2 separate regions of the Homo sapiens genome follow, and region 2 is linked to region 1. A link is a loop called in an ENCODE intact Hi-C map of the cell type or tissue named here. Cell type or tissue: tibial artery. All regions are shown on one strand. Links, peaks and the distances in the headings refer to the core of each region. The heading gives the core; the rest is flanking DNA. Region 1 has its middle 58 kb from the start of TGFBR1. Region 2 overlaps ERP44 (endoplasmic reticulum protein 44).

Region 1 (2,929 bases), core at 98-2,597:
GCTTTCCACAGTGGTGGAACTTTATATTTCCAGCAGCAGTGTGCAAGGATTCCCTTTTCTCTGCAGCCTCCCCACCATCTATTATTTTTTGACTTTTAATAAGAGCCATTCTGACTGGTGTGAGATGGTGTCTCATTGTCAACCTTTAAAAATGAACAAGAGTTTGGTTCATCAGATCGCATTGCCTATGTTTTTTGTTTGTTTATTTGTTTGTTTGTTTTTGAGACAGAGTTTCACTCTTTCACCCAGGCCAGAGTACAGTGGTGAGATCTCGGCTCACTGCAACTTCTGCCTTCCAGGTTAAAGTGATTCTCCTGCCTCAGCCTCCTGAGTAGCTGGGATTACAGGCGCCTGCCACCACGCCCGGCTAATTTTTGTATTTTTAGTAGAGATGGGGTTTCACCATGTTGGCCAGGCTGGTCTCGAACTCCTGACCTTGTGATCCGCCCGCCTCGGCCTCCTAAACTGCTGGGATTACAGGCGTGAGCCACCACGCCCGGCCACTGCCTACCTTTTTAAAGAATGTGTCCTAAGCATGGTTAAGTTTGATACAGACATTCGGTGCTTGCCAAATACAGGCTGAGTTTAGGATGGCTCACCAAATATATAGCTTGATTCCTCCTGGACTATCTCATGCCATGGCTATGTTTGAGTCATTCCAAAAGCCAGTCGAATGGGATCTGTGACTCTGGGTGGAAGGGGCCCTGCATAGTACTTAACATAGAGTGGGCATCAATAAGTATTTGGTTGAATACACGAGTGCATGCAGATAATCTAACTGTAATCTAACTTCCTCAGAAATGCTGATGTTCTTCTGTAACTTCCAGGATGGAGGGTCACAGTGCTTCTCTATTGACATATATTCAGTGAGCAGGGTGCCTTCACTGTTTTCACAGAACATTATCTTATTTTTGGAAAGTAACAATTAAAACATTCTTTCTAGCAGAGTGACATATGTTGGCCCATATCTCCTCCCCACTCGTCTGCCAGGGTCCCACACTCCCAGCCTTTGTCCTGTAGCACAGCAAGTAAGAAACTGAGACCAAGTCCCTTTGGGTAGGCTCTTTACTAGGCTGAACAGAGTCTGTTTCTTAAACTGTCACTCATACCTTCCCAAGCATCCCTCAGTATGCTCCTGATTCCTTACTTCTATGGCTAAGAATCCGTGTGCCTGGTGGAAGATAACCCAGATTTCAGGTCTGTGCAGATCTCAAAATATCTCAAAATCTGTTTAAAAATCACAATTTAAAAAAAACTCAACTTAGCCTGTTCTCCAATAAATCCTCAATAGGTGGCAGTGTTGATCTTTCTTTGGTCTCTGGTCTGCGGGAGTGTTTTGGTTTGTTTGTTTTGTTTTCATATTAGAAAAGAGTTGAGGTTTCTACCTAGTTTTAGATTGAGTTCTACTAAATGTAGTTCTCAATCAGACTATTTTTCTTGAGGCCATACCAAAATCAATGACTGTTTTTCTTGAGGCCTTACCAAAAGCAATATCTCCTACGCCAGCTAAAAATGTGGTAAATCTTCAAGCTAGTATTCTATTATTTAACATTTTTAATTATAACAATTATTCATGGTTGTAAAGTTTCAAAAGCTACAGAAGTGTAGAAAGTAAAAAGTGAATGAAAGTTTTCCAGGTGTTTTGCTATGCACATAAAAATGCATATAGTTATAAAACATATAGATATATAACATTTATATATATAAATAGAGAACAATATGGATAATATGACTCTATATAAAAATGTTATATATCTGTATGTTTATATATAAATGTTATACATCTGTCATGTTTATATATGTAAATGTTATATATCTGTATGTTTATATATAACTGTTATTTATCTGTATGCTCATATATATGGCACATATATATATGAGGTCATATTAACCATGTTAGTCTGCAGCTTACATTTGCTTCTTTACATAGTGTTTGTTCTTCCACGTCAATATATATGATCACCATTCTTCCCACTTTCATGGCTTATAACAAAACTTTTACATTCTTTTTTTTCTTTTCCTTTTTTGAGACAGGGTCTCACTCTGTTGCCAGGCTGGAGTGCAGTGGCACAATCTCGGCTCACTGCACCCTCCGCCTCCCAGGCTCAAGCAATTCTCCTGCCTCAGCCTCCCGAGTAGCTGATTACAGGAGCCCACCACCACGCCGGGCTAATTTTTGTATTTTTAGTAGAGACAGGGTTTCACCATGTTGGCCAGGCTGGTCTTGAACTCCTGACCTCAAATGATCCACCCATCTCGGCCTCCCATAACATTTACATTCTGTTCTGGAACTACAGCCAAGTCTTCTAGGCTTGAATACTTAAACCAAATAAAAATAGCATTTACCATATTGTGGTTATACAAATATTAATCACTGCAGAAAAAAGTGTGATAAAATCTATAGAGAAAGAAAGAATATTCCATGTATTTAATACCAGCCACACAGCTGTCAACATTCAAATCTTGGTCTTTTAATGTAGTTTTTACTTTCCTCACTTTTATTCAGGTATCATTGTTTTTTATTTGCTTCAGTCTCATTTTTTTGAAATCTCATTCTTTCATTCCCTTTGTTTTGCACAAGTACTTCCGTGAGTAATTTTTACATTCGAGTGCACACGTGATAAACTTTCCTTGCATTGCTGGAGTATAATTTCAGCTCAAATTCATATTCCATTGGAGTTTTTTTTCTTTTTTCTTTTCTGAGACAGTCTCACTCTGTCACCCAGGCTGCAGTGCAGTGGTGCAGTCTCAGCTAACTGCAACCTTCACTTCCCAGGTTCAAGTGATTCTTCTGCCTCAGCCTCCTGGGTAGCTGGGATTACAAGCACGTGGTACCACACCTGGCTAATTTTTGTATTTTCAGTAGAGATGGGGTTTCACCATGTTGCTCAGGCTGGTCTCGAGCTCCTGACATTAAGTGACCTGCCTG
Region 2 (2,929 bases), core at 119-2,618, 850 kb after region 1:
GCATTTTATCAGTGCCCCTCATGTGGCACGGGGCATGACTTTGTGTTACGTTATCTGTACATATGAAATATTAAACTGAAAACCCCTTGAAGACAATCTTATTTCATTTCTCTTTTCCTCACAATCAACATATATCAATAAATAAACAAATGTTGCTAAATAGGTGGTAATTCATGCTGCTTAGGCTTCCAAGTTTACTATGTCCATACAAGCATATTCTTTACCAAACAAATGTTAAAAGATTAAGGAGAAGAATATCAAGACAACCAGATTTACAGGAAACAGATCCTTCCCCACAGATTACATGATTTAATGGTTGGTTAAATGGTTAAATGGTTGCTTACAACATAATAAATCTCAAGAATTATTAGATGTGCCAACAACCACGGGGAAGGGAGATGCCGTTTCACTGTTTAAGATTTTCCAGGTCTATACCTTTAAATCTGGTTTTAAAAACTACCCCTGCAAGAACTACCACAGCAGGCAAATAGTCATGACAAATTCTTAAATTTTCCTGGGCCTCTGAGGACTAAATGAGTGAATGCAAATTTTTTTAAAAATTGTAAGTAATCCAACTAAACATACCTGAGGCCTACAGAAGTAAGAAAACCAGGGACAGGCTGGGCACGGTGGCTCACACCTGTAATCCCAGCACTTTGGGAGTCTGAGGCGGGTGGATCACCTGAGGTCAGAGTTCGAGACCAGATTGACCAACATGGTGAAACCTTGTCTCTACTAAAATTACAAATATTAGTTGGGCGTGGTGGTGGGCGCCTGTAATCCCAGCTACTCAGGAGGCTGAGGCAGGAGAATCCCTTGAACCTGGGGGGCAGAGGTTACAGTGAGCCGAGATCGCACCATTGCACTCCAGCCTGAGCGACAAGAGCGAAACTCCATCTCAAAAAAAAAAAAAAAGAGAAAAGCAAAAAAAAGAAAGCCAGGACATTCATTTTTATAAACTGTTAGCAGAAAAAGTCTAATCCACCCTCTCTTTCAAAACCAAGTTTAAGATCAAAATGGAAAAGACTAACAATTCAAATATAAAGAAATATTTTTTAAATGTTTACTTCCTTAAAGTTTGATATAAAGGACTTCAAACGGTCTGCTTTACAATTGCTTGTACTTAACTATTCTATTAATAAATTCTAAGTTAAAAAAAAACATAAGTATGAATGTGCATTAAAAAGCAGAGGGAGCTTAAATCCCAATCTCTTCTAGGCTTCTGGTACTATAAAACTATGACACACCACTGACACCTTGTGGCCAAACACTCAAATTGTAGGAGCAGTATTTTGAATTCTGTGAAATGTCTTATCTACCTTAAAATGCTATTAATGATAGGAAAGAGATGGAGGCAAGACAAGATTATGCATGCTATGTCCAATCTATATATCCAGTATTAAAAAGAAAAGAAGAGAATATAAAATTGAGTGCAGTGCACATAGAAGGGTATTATTCAATGAAAAATGAGAATTATGTATATACTAGTGAAAATGTCTTACTTTGCCTTACAATGAAAAATGGTTTGAAAGCCACTATTTGGTCCAAACATTTGAACTCCTGTACCTGAGCATCCAGTGTGTCATGGGGGGTAATGACACATAATTAAAGATAGAAAGACACCCAATCTGAGCATATTTATTCAAACCATCTCAAAAAACTACATATAAAACAACTACAATGACTCAAGATGCATCTTAACAATATGAATTACTCAGAATCCAGGGAAATACTACTTTGAGAAGCAGGTTCAAAAATAACACTGAAAAAAGCAACAGAACATTACTGAATAAAAAAATACTCTGGTCACTAAGAATGGACTTAAAATGCCAAGCTGTCATATAGAAATAAAGGTTGAGTATCTCTTATTCAAAATGCTTGGGATCAGAAGTGTTTTGGATTTTGAAATATTTGCATTATTCTTACCGCTGCAGCATCCCTAATCTAAAACTCTGAAATGCTCCAAGAGTGTCATGTAGGTGCTCAAAAAATTTTGGATTTTGGAGCATTTCAGATTTTCAAATTAGAAATACTCCCCGAAATTCTAAAAAACTGGGGAAAAGGAAGTAGAACCAAAGAATCTCAGGAACAAAAGAAACTAGAAAATTTGGTAAAGCAACTTCTTCAAACCAAAAAAAAGAGACTTTCCAAGAAAAGGCTTGTGTTAGAATTTTCACTCAAAAGTCTTCTATAATTCAAAATTCCAAAATATTTTAAAATATGGCATTGCATTAAGATATGCAATGAATTTGCATATCTATTGCAATATCTATTGCATATCTAGTGCAATAGAGCCTGATAAGTTTATGATATTTAAGCTTGCAGGCTTAAAAATATATTAATCACATTTCATGAGAAGCCATTTTTAGAACCTTGATTTGAGAAATAGCTATTATAAACAAGTAGGATGTCCCAGTGGGGTATTCTGACATGTTAAACTGGATCCTGGCAGCACTAATCCTCTTTCTATGAAACACTCAGCAAAGAGCCAATGTAAGATGATTTAGGTTTGCAATGATCTGTCCAAGCAGACACACCCAGAGAATCTCATACAAACATTCATACATTTGATTTGAAATTGCTACAAGCTTAATAAGAATTAAATATTATTTTATGGTGGAAAAGGTATACCAAAAATGTACCATGCTGACATAAAAATACTAACTTATTTTTATGTACTAAAATGCAAAGGCAACGTTTAAATCAGGTAAAAAAAAGTCTTTTAAAGAGTTTTTAAATGCTGTTGGCATAGACTTCTGCTTCCAGAAAGATGAAGTAGACACTTTTCTCTATTTCTCCCAGGAAGTTCAGCTAAAAATCCTGGACATTATATAAACAAACATAAGGCCCTGAGAAGCAAATAAAAGAAAGCAGACTGGCTAAGGACTTAAGGATCCAAGAAATAGTACTCAGTTCCTTGGGTTTTCTT

Evidence for each region. Peaks named below come from ENCODE experiments on the same cell type or tissue, not always from the same donor. Only the 100,000 strongest peaks of a DNase experiment are listed, where the experiment ranks them.
Region 2: it touches region 1 in a loop (4-fold over the local background); 12 of 110 quality-filtered maps call a loop at or near these places.

What each region holds. Positions count from the first base shown.
Region 1 is chr9:99,161,695-99,164,623 of GRCh38, forward strand. No RefSeq gene overlaps it. Among named protein-coding and RNA genes, the nearest start is that of TGFBR1, 58 kb to the left of the region's middle. In tibial artery, for the core only: a CTCF peak has its summit at 1,290; no DNase peak of the experiment used is centred there; H3K27ac peaks cover 1,912 bases.
Region 2 is chr9:100,010,002-100,012,930 of GRCh38, forward strand. All of the region lies in intron 8 of ERP44 (endoplasmic reticulum protein 44), which reads right to left. Among named protein-coding and RNA genes, the nearest start is that of ERP44, 88 kb to the right of the region's middle. In tibial artery, for the core only: a CTCF peak has its summit at 1,267 (motif pointing left); no DNase peak of the experiment used is centred there.